Linked DNA regions of Homo sapiens: region 1 is linked to region 2. Evidence: chromatin contacts called from ENCODE Hi-C or POLR2A ChIA-PET data. All regions are on one chromosome and are shown on one strand. The core of a region is the stretch at or near the end of the contact, and the rest is flanking DNA. Distances in the headings are between cores, read along the strand shown. Region 1 has its middle 7.6 kb from the start of CXCR5. Region 2 overlaps DDX6 (DEAD-box helicase 6).

The links. A loop is a pair of places that touch in the nucleus more often than their neighbours do. ChIA-PET counts read pairs that join two places held with the same protein, here RNA polymerase II (POLR2A). Pooled maps may share reads with other maps.
Region 1: POLR2A ChIA-PET joins it to region 2 with 11 read pairs in activated T-cell. The contact joins two enhancer-like sites. A Hi-C loop is called at or near these places in 2 of 37 single-sample maps with no recorded cell type and 2 of 50 pooled maps. POLR2A ChIA-PET finds 5 or more read pairs at or near these places in 30 of 52 experiments (A549, AG04450, B cell and 23 more).

What each region holds. Positions count from the first base shown.
Region 1 is chr11:118,873,266-118,879,411 of GRCh38, reverse strand. No RefSeq gene overlaps it. Among named protein-coding and RNA genes, the nearest start is that of CXCR5, 7.6 kb to the left of the region's middle. Within about 2 kb of position 1,816, at least 12 of the 41 ENCODE cell types and tissues checked have a DNase peak (open chromatin) inside an H3K27ac peak, as active enhancers do; they include B cell, where a contact is called at or near this core.
Region 2 is chr11:118,768,256-118,774,349 of GRCh38, reverse strand. It overlaps DDX6 (DEAD-box helicase 6), which reads left to right. Exons shown (of 14, transcript NM_004397.6): 5 at 5,998-6,094. Among named protein-coding and RNA genes, the nearest start is that of DDX6, 20 kb to the left of the region's middle. Within about 2 kb of position 2,832, at least 3 of the 41 ENCODE cell types and tissues checked have a DNase peak (open chromatin) inside an H3K27ac peak, as active enhancers do; they include B cell, where a contact is called at or near this core.

The sequences.
Region 1 (6,146 bases), core at 567-3,066, 110 kb before region 2:
GGGCCTATTCAGAGATCCCATTCTTCTCTCCAGATGGTGAACACACTACAGCTTCCCAGGGTCTACTTGTGTTAGCCTCTGACCTTTGATAGTCAACTCAGTTTGCCCCCAGTGGTAAATACCTTCTGACCTTGAGGCTTTTTCTTTTTCTTTTTTTTTTTTTTTGAGACAGGATCTCATTTCATCACCCAGGCTGGAGGGCAGTGGTACGATCATGGCTCACTGCAGCCTTGACCTCCTGAGCTCAAGCCATCTTCCTGCCTCAGCCTCCCGAGTTGCTGGGACTACAGGCACATGCCACCTCACCTGGCTAATTTTATGTTTTTTGTCAAGACAGAGTTTCACCATGTTGCCCAGGCTGGCCTTGAACTCCTAGGCTCAACCGATCCGCCTGCCTCAGACTCCCAAAGTGCTGGGATTACAGGCATGAGCCACCATGCCCAGCAACCGTGAGTTCTAATATTGTTTTGAGAAGGCTCAGAGAGTTACTGCCTCTACTAGAAACCATGATCTTACAATCTTCACACACATAAAGTCAGACTAGCTCCCTAGGATAGAGAGGGCAACGCTTAAGCTGCGATCCTTTGCCTTTGAAGAGGAGATGTCAGAGGTTCCATCTGTGTGTGACAATCGGATGGCAGAGGACCCTTCCAGGTCAGGCAGCTCAGGTTTTATTTCAGTGTGCAACTTGTTTATATTTCACCTATGCAGGATCCCAATCCCCACCCCATAGGCAGTCTAATTGAGGCTAAATTGTTTTCTAGCCTTCTCGTCAAAATGACCACTGGAGGCTGAACATGGTAGCTCGCCTCTGTAATCCCAGCATTTTGGGAGGTCAAGGGGGGAGGATCACTTGAGCCCAGGAGTTCGAGACCAGCCTGGGCAACATAGGATACCCCATCTCTACAAAAAATAAAAATATTAGCTGGTGGTGCACACTAGTGCTTCCAGCTACTCAGGAGGTTGAGGTGAGAGGATTGCTTGGGCCCAGGAGGTCGAGGTTGTAGTGAGCTGAGATTGCACCACTGCACTCCAGGCTGGATGACAAAGCAAGATCCTATCTCAGAAAAAAAAAAAAAAAAAAAAAGACAGAAAGACTACTGATACTTCCGCCAAGACTGGGTTTGTGTCTGGTTTAGGCAAGGGTGGCCGCTTACATCAGCTCAGGTGTATTTTTCTCAGTAATTATACTTTACAGTCCATGGATTACATTAAATTTCTATTTGTTCCAGAGATTAGATACAATCACTTGTCTTGGAGTTCATTTTCTATATTCCACAGAAAAAGTAAGCTGTTCCACACAGTTTTGGGGTGCTGCTACAGGGAACGGGCTGGGGTTTCCCCTTCTATTAACCTAGGACTCTCTCCCTCTCTGACATGGCCAGAGACTTTGTTCTCTTCTTTCTCTGGGTCTTTCCCAACAGCTGAGAACAGAGCTCCCAGGTCCCTACCTCATCAGCCTCAGGAAGAGTAGGGTATACCTCTCAGCACTGAAGGAAACTCGCCATAGACTTGCATAGCAGTCACCGGTCTACACAGTCCCATGAAAGTTTAAATTTAATGTTACTTAATCTTTATATTTCACTTAATCTTCACATTTAATTATATGTAGTCCTTGAAGCGGCTTGTGCCGGAGGGATTGGCATCACTCCTGGCCGTATTTTGTGAGGACAAGGAAACAGAGTCTCATTTTCTTGCTCGTGATTGCAGGGAGGGTTCGTTGCAGAGTCAGAGCCTGAAGTCAGCCCTGTAGGCACCAAATCCAGGGCTCCCTCCACAAGACCACACGGCCCGTCTCTCAGAGGCGCCATTTTGCAAAGGACAGGCACTTACCTGGCTGGCTAAGGGGAAAACTATGGCTAAATCCTGCACAGGCTCCTCATCAGGTACTTTCTATGTGCCATGAACTATGATAGGTTTTTCACACATCATTTCTTTTCATTCCCTGAACAGTCTTTGAGTGTTGGGTTTTTTGTTTTGTTTTGTTTTTGAGACGGAGTCTCGCTCTGTCGCCAGGCTGGAATGTGGTGGCACCATCTCGGCTCACTGCAACCTCCGACTCCCTGGTTCAAGCAATTCTCCTGCCTCAGCCTCCCGAGTAGCTGGGATTATAGGCACGTGCCGCCACGCCCAGCTAATTTTTTGTATTTTTAGTAGAGACGGGGTTTCACCATGTTGGCCAGGATGGTCTCGATCTCCTGACCTCAGGTGATCCACCTGCCTTGGTCTCCCAAAGTGCTGGGATCACAGGCATGAGCCACCGCGTCCGGCAAAGTGTTGGGTATTTTTATTACCACACTGCAGATGTGGAAACCAAGCTTCAGACAGTAATGGGAAGTAGCATGAATGTTCACAGCTCACTCAGACAGCAGGGACCCAACACCCCATTACAAGTCAACACAGGAAGTGGGGTGGTAAAGGCTGTCATTGCCGGCAGCCTGCACCCACGCACAGCTCCCCTCTCGTTAGGAAACAGGTAGAGTCCTGCAGGGAGGAAATGGGCTGCAGGTGCTGGGTAGGCACATCAAGGTTACCACAAGGTCATGGGGGCCACAAATGAGCTTGGGAACGTCGGCCTGGGGCAGGTTGTGTGGCCAGGGTTAGAGTGAGTCTGGTGCTTGGATCAGGTGTTTGTATACTGAGTACTGCGGCAGCCAGAGGCGAGATTCTGATGGAGGAGCACCTTGTCTAACAGAGAAGGCAAAACAGACACATCATGCAAGTTGGCATGCTCATATTCACATGCAACTGGGCACATTTTCAAAGAATATGCAAAACTCTACCGTGTTGCTAAGGTAGTGTGGGTGGAGTCAGCAGTGTGGAAGGCACAGGGAATGGGGGAAACGTGCAGCATTCCTTCGCACCTAAGTGCTGTGGGCGCATGCGCTGGGTAGGCTGTAAGGCTGAGTGGGTGACAGAAGAAACGCTGCACTGGAGGCCCAGCATGTCTGCTTCCCAGCAAGGCCGCTCTGAGACCAGACCCTGCCTGCTTGCGCAAAGACACGCCAAACACAGAATGCCAAACAGGCATCCCCAGGGGAGTGCTCCTCACACTTTATGCCTCAGAGTCACCAGGAGGGCTTGTTACCTCCAGGTTGCCAGGCCCCACCACGAGAGTGTCTGATTCGGGAGGTCTGGGGTGGGACCTGATAATGTGCATTTCTAAGAGTGTCCAGGTGACGCTATGCTGCTGGCCTGAGAACTACACTCCTAGAACCACCGCTCTAGGCCACGTAGGACTGGTACACAGCCATATACCAATTGGTAAACTCGTCCCCACACAGCTTGTTTTCCAACCTGGAGCTCCCAACCACCCAGCAGGGCCTTCAGTCCCTCCACACAAAGGGTGCCATAGTTGACGTCTCTCCAGAGCAACACAGCACCTCATACAACCAACACACAATCAACAACAATGACACAGCACCTCATACAACCAGCACACAACCCACAGCAACAACACAGCACCTCATACAACCAGCACACAACCCAAAACAACGACACAGCACCTCATACAACCAGCACACAACCCACAACAGGAAGAACACAGCACCTCATACAACCAGCACACAACCCACAGCAACGACACAGCACCTCATACAACCGGCACACAACCTACAACAACAACACAGCACCTCATACAACCAGCACACAACACACAACAGGAAGAACACAGCACCTCATACAACCGGCACACAACCCACAACAACACAGCACTTCATACAACCAGCACACAACACACAACAGGAAGAACACAGCACCTCATACAACCAGCACACAACCCACAACAACACAGCACTTCATACAACCAGCACACAACAGTTGGTTTTCCCAGAACACCGGCCTCCCTGGGCCCCACCCTGGCACCGTTGAGATTTCTGTGGTGCCTCCCGGGCTCTGACAGGTTGCACCTCTATCTCTCTGGTCGGTCTCAGCTCTACTCTAATAAGTAATGCATGAGCTCTACTAGTTAGCTTTCAGCATGTCATGTAATCCTGTCACTTTGATCATGACCCATAGGAAGAAATATATTTTATATCACAAGCTAGTTGGACATGTGTGATGAACATATACACACAAATACACAGTAAGTTTTGTAAACACTGCTTAGTATGGGTAGCATACTCATATTTTCTACTCTTCCTCCTTCCCTCCTTTCCTCCTTCCTTTCGTTCCCTCTTTCTTTCTCTCACTCTTTCTTTCTTCCCTTTTTTGTAGAGATGGGGTCTCTCTATGTCACCCAGGCTGCAGTGCAGTGGCACAATCATGGCTCACTGCAGCCTCCACCTCCCAGGCTTAAGTGATCCTCCCACCTTAGCCTCCTGAGTAGCTGGGACTACAGGTGTGCATCACCACACCAAACTAACTTTTAAATTTACTGTAGAGATGGGGTCTTGTTATGTTGCTTAGGCTGGTCTGGAACTCCTGGGCTTAAGCCATCCTCCCACCTTGGCCTCACAAAGTGTTGAGATTATAGACGTGAGCCACCATGCCCGACCCTCTTTCTATTTTTAATAGCGGTCAATGAATCACACTGCTTTCATGGGTCCACACATAAGTCACAATCCCCAGTTTGAAAATTACAAATATAACTTCTCTGAGCATTAGTTTCCTAATATGTACAATTGTAAAATACCTGCATGGCCAATTTTGCTATTAAATAATATCTTGTATGTAAAAGCCTTTTTCTTTCCAAATAGAAATCCTCCATAGGTCCAAAGTGCTATCTCTCTCTCTCATACACACACACACACACACACACACACACACACACTCATGCTTTTTTTTTTTTTTTAGAGACAAGGTCTTGCTCTGTCACACAGGCTGGAGTGCAGTGGCATAATTGTCGCTCACTGTAGTCTCAAACTCCTGAACTCAAGTGATCCTTCCACCTCAGCCTCCTGAGCAGCTGGGACTATAAGTGTGTACCATGCCAGGCTAATTTTTAATTTTTTTTTGTAGAGATAAGGTCTTGCTATGTTGCCCAGGCTGGTCTCGAACTCCTGGCCTTAAACTTCCTTCCTCAGCCTCCTAAAGCACGGGGATGTCAGGCATGCACCTCTGCGTCAGGCCCACTCATGCTTTTTAAAGGGAGGTCAAAAAGGAAGGAACTTCAGGCAGGACTTTGAGGGAAGGAGGTCCGCAGGCGGTAAATGCACATCTTGGGGAAGGGATGGTGAGCAGTTTGTCTGGACTGGAGCAGAGGAAGATGTGGGAGAAGGCAATGAGGGTGGATACTGAGAGGCCCAGAGAGCCTGTCTGGGCATTTGGATGGCAGAGGGGGCAACTGAGACACATGGCAGGGACTTCAGCAACAGAACTTCACGATGAAGCTGGTGGTGTTTAAGGTGTTTTCATTCCTTTCTTTTCTTTTCTTTTTTCTTTCTTTCTTTCTTCTTTCTTTCCTTTTCTTTCTTTCTTTTCCTTTCTCTTTCTTTCTTTTCTTTCTTTCTCTTTCTTTCTTTCTCTTCCTTTCTTTCTTTCTCTTTTTTTTTTTTGATGGAGTCTCGCTCTCCTCACCCAGGTTAGAGTGCAGTGGCAAGATCTTGGCTCACTGTAACCTCTGCCTCCTGGGTTCAAGCGATTCCCCTGCCTCAGTCTCCCGAGTAGCTGGGACTACAGGTGGGCTAACATGCCTGGCTAATTTTTGTATTTTTTTTTAGTGGAGATGGGGTTTCACCATGTTGGCCAGGCTAGTCTCGAACTCCTGACCTCAGGTGATCCATCGTCCTCGGCCTCCCAAAGTGCTGGGATAACAGGTGTGAGACACCACACCCGGCTAAGGTGTATTCATCTCAACTTCCAAAAAACAGGTATGAATGGCTTACCAAATGCCAGGCTTCAGCAGTGGACAAGACAGACTGGCCTAACAAAAGTCTCTTGCGAGGATGGTCGTGGGTCCTCAAATAACTCACCAGTTTATCGTTAGTATTCCTTAAACCCCCACAACATTACAGGCTCTGAACCAGGTGCTGGCAGAGTGATGAGAAACAAAATGAAGCATGGCTTCCACTCTGCGGTAGCTTATACCCTGGTGAGGAGGGAGGCATTAGACCCATAAACTACGTGCTTAGTAATAATAATAACTTATAATATCATTAGAAAATGTGAAAGTGCTATGAAGAAAAAGAACAGGGTGCTAAGAGAGC
Region 2 (6,094 bases), core at 1,583-4,082:
GTGACCAGTTCTAGGTCTGGATGCTGTGGCCAGTAGAATAATTGCCATTCTAAAGGTATAGCTTTATAGGAACCTAGACTTCTTTGGAAGGCTTAAGAATATACTGTTTTTGTCTGCTTAGCATTATTTGAAACTTTATATTAACTTTGGGGTTATGATTGAGAAAGATGGCCTCTCTCGTTGCTTCTAAACCCTGGGAACACCTCTTGAAGACTTTTTCGAAACTCTAAGAAGGTGAAGAAATGAGAAGTAGTTGATTATTGAGGGAAACATGGAAGCTCCGTACTGTTGGCAACAAAATTTTGTGCCAGGTCAGCTAAGGTCTAATGAGGATTAATAGTTTACTATTTATAGTTAGGAATTATAGCATTCTGAATCCTGTAAATAAGTCATTCTTCCTGCTAACAATCGGTTTATCATGATTGAAAAAAATATTTCCTAAAAACTCAAAGGTTTTTTTTGTTTGTTTGTTTTGTTTTTTTTTTTGGTGTGTGTTTTGTTTTGTTTTCTTTTTGGGTGGGGTCGGGGAGACAGAGTCTCAGTTTGTCACACTGGCTGGTCTTGAACTCCTGGCCTCAAGCAGTTCTCCTGCCTCAGCCTTGCAGAGGGTTGAGATTACAGGTGTGAGCCACCATCCCCAGCCTAAATTAGAGATATAATTAGAAATTACCATCTCCCTTTTTTTTTTTCCTGTTAAGCAGGGGACATTTGTAACAATCATTGCTACCTCGTCTGGAGTAACCATAGGTTGTTTTTTTGTTTTGTTTTATTTTGTTTTGAGACAGAGTCTCGCTCTGTCGCCCAGGCTGGAGTGCAGTGGTGCAATCTTGGCTCACTGCAAGTTCTGCCTCCTGGGTTCACGCCATTCCCCTACCTCAGCCTCCCAAGTGGCTGGGACTGCAGGCGCCTGCCACCACGCCCGGCTAATTTTTTTGTATTTTTTTAGTAGAGACGGGGTTTCACCATGTTAGCCAGGATGGTCTCCATCTCCTGACCTCATGGTCTGCCCACCTCGGCCTCCCAAAGTGTTGGGATTACAGGCGTGAGCCACCGCGCCCGGCCTTTAACCATAGGTTTTTTTTCCCTCTTGGAAATTAAGGTTTGGAAAATAAGAGGAAGCAGTCAGTGTAAATGCAGCTAGTTGGGTGATGTTGAGCTTTTGTTGGTACCACACTTTTGTAAAATGCCTCTCAATGCTAGGAGATTGGAAAATAAACCATTCTTTAATTATAGGCATCAGAAACCAACTCGATCTAACTTAAGCAAAAGGAAATTTATTGGAAAAATAACGGGAATTCACAAGATTGAGAAGGCTAGAGAAACATACTTGGAAATGACTAAGAATTGAGATAGCTCTGAAGGACTTAGGAAGCTGTAATGGATGCACTATAACAATTTAGATTCTTAGGAGGCAACATTCCGCTGGCCCAGTGTGGGCTATGTGTCTACCACTTGGCTTAGAAAATTGGTGAGGCTTGGTCTGTTGGGACAGGGGAGACCAGGGCATATGTAATTCCTTAGAAGGAAATTGGGGTGTTACTTAGTAAAGGGATACTAGAGTAACCAAAACACAACAAATACTCTTCAGTCATTATCTAAACGTTACAGTGAATGTGAATTTGGAGACCTAAGGTGGCAGATGTCAGCCCTAAGCTTGTGGGGTTGGTTTTTTGGGGTTTTGTTTTTTGGGGGTAATAGCTTTATTGAGATATAAATGACATCACACATCAAAAGTATACAATTTAATGCTTTTTAGTGCATTTAGAGTTCTGCAACCATTACCACAATAAATTTTAGAACATTTTGATCAGTCCCACAAAAGAAACCCTTTTAGCAGTCACACCTCATTTTCCCACACCCCTAAACAACCACTGGTATACTTTCTGTCATTCTAGCTTTGCCTAGTCTGGACATGTCATATAAATAGAATCCTATAGTATGTGTTTTTTTTGTGACTGGCTTCTTTGACTTAGCGTAATGTTTTCCGAGTTCATCTGTGTTGTAGCTTGTATCAATATTCCATTCCTTTTTCCTGAATAATATTTTATTGTATGGCTCTATTACTTCTGATTTATCCAGTCATCAGTTGGTAGACATTTGGGGTTGTTTTCCAAGGACTGAGGATTTAATGTGCTATTTTGTGAAAATCTGAGAAGTAGGAAGGGGATTTAATGATCTCAACTGTCATCCGTCTGAAAAACCTAACTTGTGATTTTAAATAAAATAGCAGGCTGCCTTCCCCTGTTCCCTTTTTAAAATAGGAACTGACCCTGCTTTAACCTTATGAAGTTTTATTTATGAATAAAGTTTGTACTATTATAAAAAAAAACATAGAAGGAACTGGCTATTAAGGATAATGCTGCTATGAAAATTCAGGTGCAGGTTTTTGTGTGGAGATGTTTTTATTTCTCTTCGCTGTATACCTAGAATTGCTAGTTCATATGGTAACTCTTTTTAACCTTTTGAGGAACTGCAAGGCTGGTTTCCAGCGTAGCTGTACATTCCCACTAGCAGTGTATGAGAGTTCCATTTTCTCCAACTTCTTGCCTACATGTTATGTGCAGATCTAAGTTCAAATACTGGCTAAAGCATTTCTTGCTTTGTGACCTTGGGCAAACTAATCCTGTTTAGGATCCATTTTGTCAGTTGTAAAACAAAGTACCTAACTTGAAAGTTGTGCTGAGCACATAGTAAGTTTTAAAAAAAGTTTTCGTTTCCTTCCTCCTTTGCCTTCTCCCTGGCAGTTCCTCATAATTTCCTCTTGTATTTCACAGCTTTTTGAACTTGACTTGAATTCTCTTGCTTTTCATTATTTCCTGAGAAACACTGGTAAGAGGCAGTGTGGATGTGCTGAATTCACTGACTGTTAATCATAATGGCCATCATATAAGGCAAAATATCAGGGTGTCTTAACTTACAGTCTATCACATGTACTTTGTTAAAGCTTTATCCTTGAACAGTTTTTGTAGGGTATAATCCCTGTCAAAGAGGGCAAAGGAATAGAAGTCAATGGCCTTAATCAAGTCAGTCAAAAGATGAACTGAAAAGGGGGATTAGGATACCTCTAGTCTAATTCTGTTCTGCCTCACTTGATTGAAAAAAAGGTTTACACTTTAAAGAACCTGACCCAGCAAGTCGTTATGAGACCATCAGAGACCACCTATCTTACTTTTTCAATACTGTAAAACTGAGTAGTGTGCAGGCAGCCTGTTAAAAACTACAGACTACTGGCACCACAGAACCACAAAAGAGAAAACCTGAGGTGACAGGGTAATGGGAGCCTCTGGAACAACTGGAAATAATGGTTCACTTATCTGTGATGAGGGAAGAAATTTAAGACCAAAGGGTTAAAGCCAAGGTTTTCTTCTTTGTTTGCTTTACCTTAATAAGCAGAGTCTTTAATGCTGGCTGTAAGAACAAGACAACAGTATTTTCTTTTCTTTTCTCTCTCTTTTTTTTTTTTTTTGTGAGACTGAGTCTTGCTCCATTGCCCAGGCTGGAGTGCAGTGGCGCAATCTTGGCCCACTGCAACCTCCTCCTCCTGGGCTCAAGCAGTTCTCCTACCTCAGGCTCCCAAGTAGCTGGGACTACAGGTGCGCACCATGACCATTTTTGTATTTTTAACAGAGATGGGGTTTCACCATGTTGGCCAGGCTGGTCTCGAACTCCTGACCTCAGGTGATCTGCCTACCTCAGCCTCCCAAAGTGCTGGGATTACAGACATGAGCCATCGTTCCCAGCCAACAACAATATTTTCACAGTTGTTCTGGCAGCTGTGTTGTTCTGACCATATGGAACCCATTTATATCCTGTGATTGGAGCTCTAGGTAGAAAGAGTGTTGTCGTGGGAGATGGAAGTCATCCTGCTTATTTAGTCATTTCTACCAATAGCAGCTTTAAAGGGCTAAAGCTGTTTTTTGTTTGTTTGTTTGTTTTTGTCGTTAGCCCAGGCATAGAAGGGACAAATGTCAGTGACTGTGAATTTGGTTCCTAGTATCTTAGTTTTAGAAATTAAAAATTCAGGCCAGACACAGTGGCTCATGCCTGTAATCCCAACACTTTGGGAGGCCGAGGTCGGTGGATCATCTGAGGTCATGAGTTCAAGACCAGCCTGGCCAACATGGTGAAACACCCCGTCTCTACTAAAAATACAAGAATTAGCTGGGTGTGGTGGCACACGCCGTTAATCTAAGCTGCTCGGGAGGCTGAGGCAGGAGAATCGCCTGAACCAGGAGGCGAAAGTTGCAGTGAGCCAAGATCGCACCATTGTACTCCAGCCTGAGTGACAAGAGCGAAACTCTGTCTCAAAAAAAAAAGAAAAAAAATTAAAATTCCACATCATGGCCCGGCGCGCTGGCTCACGCCTGTAATCCCAGCACTTTGGGAGGCCAAAGCGGGTGGATCACGAGGTCAGGAGATCAACACCATCCTGGCTAACACGGTGAAACCCCGTCTCTACTAAAAATACAAAAAAAAAATTAGCCGGGTGTGGTGGCGGGCACCTGTAGTCCCAGCTACTCAGGAAGCTGAGGCAGGAGAATGGCGTGAACCCGGGAGCCAGAGCTTGCAGTGAGCCGAGATTGTGCCACTGCACTCCAGCCTGGGCGACAGAGCGAGACTCTGTCTCAAAAAAAAAAATTCCACATAATTTCCTTTTAACAATTTTTCAACGATCAAGCTTTTTCAACGATCTATTGTATTTTATAGTTTGTTGTTGTTGTTTGTTTTGTTTTTGCAAAGAGTGGGGGTGCTTGCCATGTTGCCCAGGCTGTTCTTGAACTCCTGACCTCTCTTTGTATATGTCTATTTATTTTTAAGTAACTTTTGGGAATCCTTTGCTGTTGTCTGGGAAATTTAAGTTAGTATGAACTACTGTTATTATTTGCAAAATAGATAACAAAGTAAGCCAAATATTAAAATGAGAGGTCACCTTTAGTGATGTGACCGTATTTGAGGTAGCTGCAATAGAATTGAACCTTCAATAGAGAGCACATTACAGAACAGAGAAGTAGGCTGTGGGACAGACATTGGAGATTTACTTATTATATAAATAAATGACAAATAGGACCTGAGGTTAAACTTTCCCAGCCTATTCGTGTTTTGTTGCAGGGATGAGGTGTCCAAGCTACAATTTTTCACTGTGGTCAAATTGGTGTGCTAGTCTCAAAATATATATAGTCTTACCTTGGAATTGTTTTTGTTTTTTCCTTTAAAAATTTTTGTAGAGATGGGGTCTCACCATTTTGCCTAAGCTGTTCTCAAACTCCTGGGCTCAAGTGATCGTTTTGCTTTGGCCTCCCATAATGGTGGGATTACAGATGTGAGCCACTGTATCTAGCCTTTTTTTTTTTTTTTTTTTTTTGAGATGAGACGAGGTCTCTTTCATGCTGGAGTACAGTGGTGCAATCATGGCTCACTTCACCCTTGACCTCCTGGCTCAGCCTCTCAAGGTTTATGGACACCCACCACCACACCCAGCTACTTTCTGTAATTTTTGTAGAGTTGGGGTTTTTCCATGTTGCCTAGTTGCCCGGGCTGGTGTTGAACTCCTGGGCTCAAGTGATCCCCCACTTCTGCCTCCCAGTGTGCTGGGACTACAGGCATGAGCTGCTGTGCCTGGCCATTTTTCCAATTTTTATTTGAAGGAGGCTTTGCTTTTGTTTTGTCTGTATTTTCAAGTGCTATTTATGGGTCAGCCTGAGTTCCTCCATTTTCTTTGTTGTTCTCTTCAGATACACACATAACACAGTTCTTATGACATTGGGTTACAATTTAAAATTCTGTGAGCAGTTCTGGTAAATACTGGTTTATAATGATGTTGATGTTGACTGGTCGTGCTGATTTACTTGGATCTCTGCTATTCATGTAGAATTCAAATGTAGGATACTTAGGACACTTAAAGCAATACCGAAAGAGGTATCCTTCAGTGTATTTCAGAGAGGAATTTGCTTGTGTACTACATTCAGAAGTAATTTTGTATTGTCTTATCTCTTTTAGGAGGAGAGCATTCCCATTGCTTTATCTGGTAGGGATATCTTAGCTAGAGCAAAAAATGGAACAGGCAAGAGCGGTGCCTACCTCATTCCCTTACTTG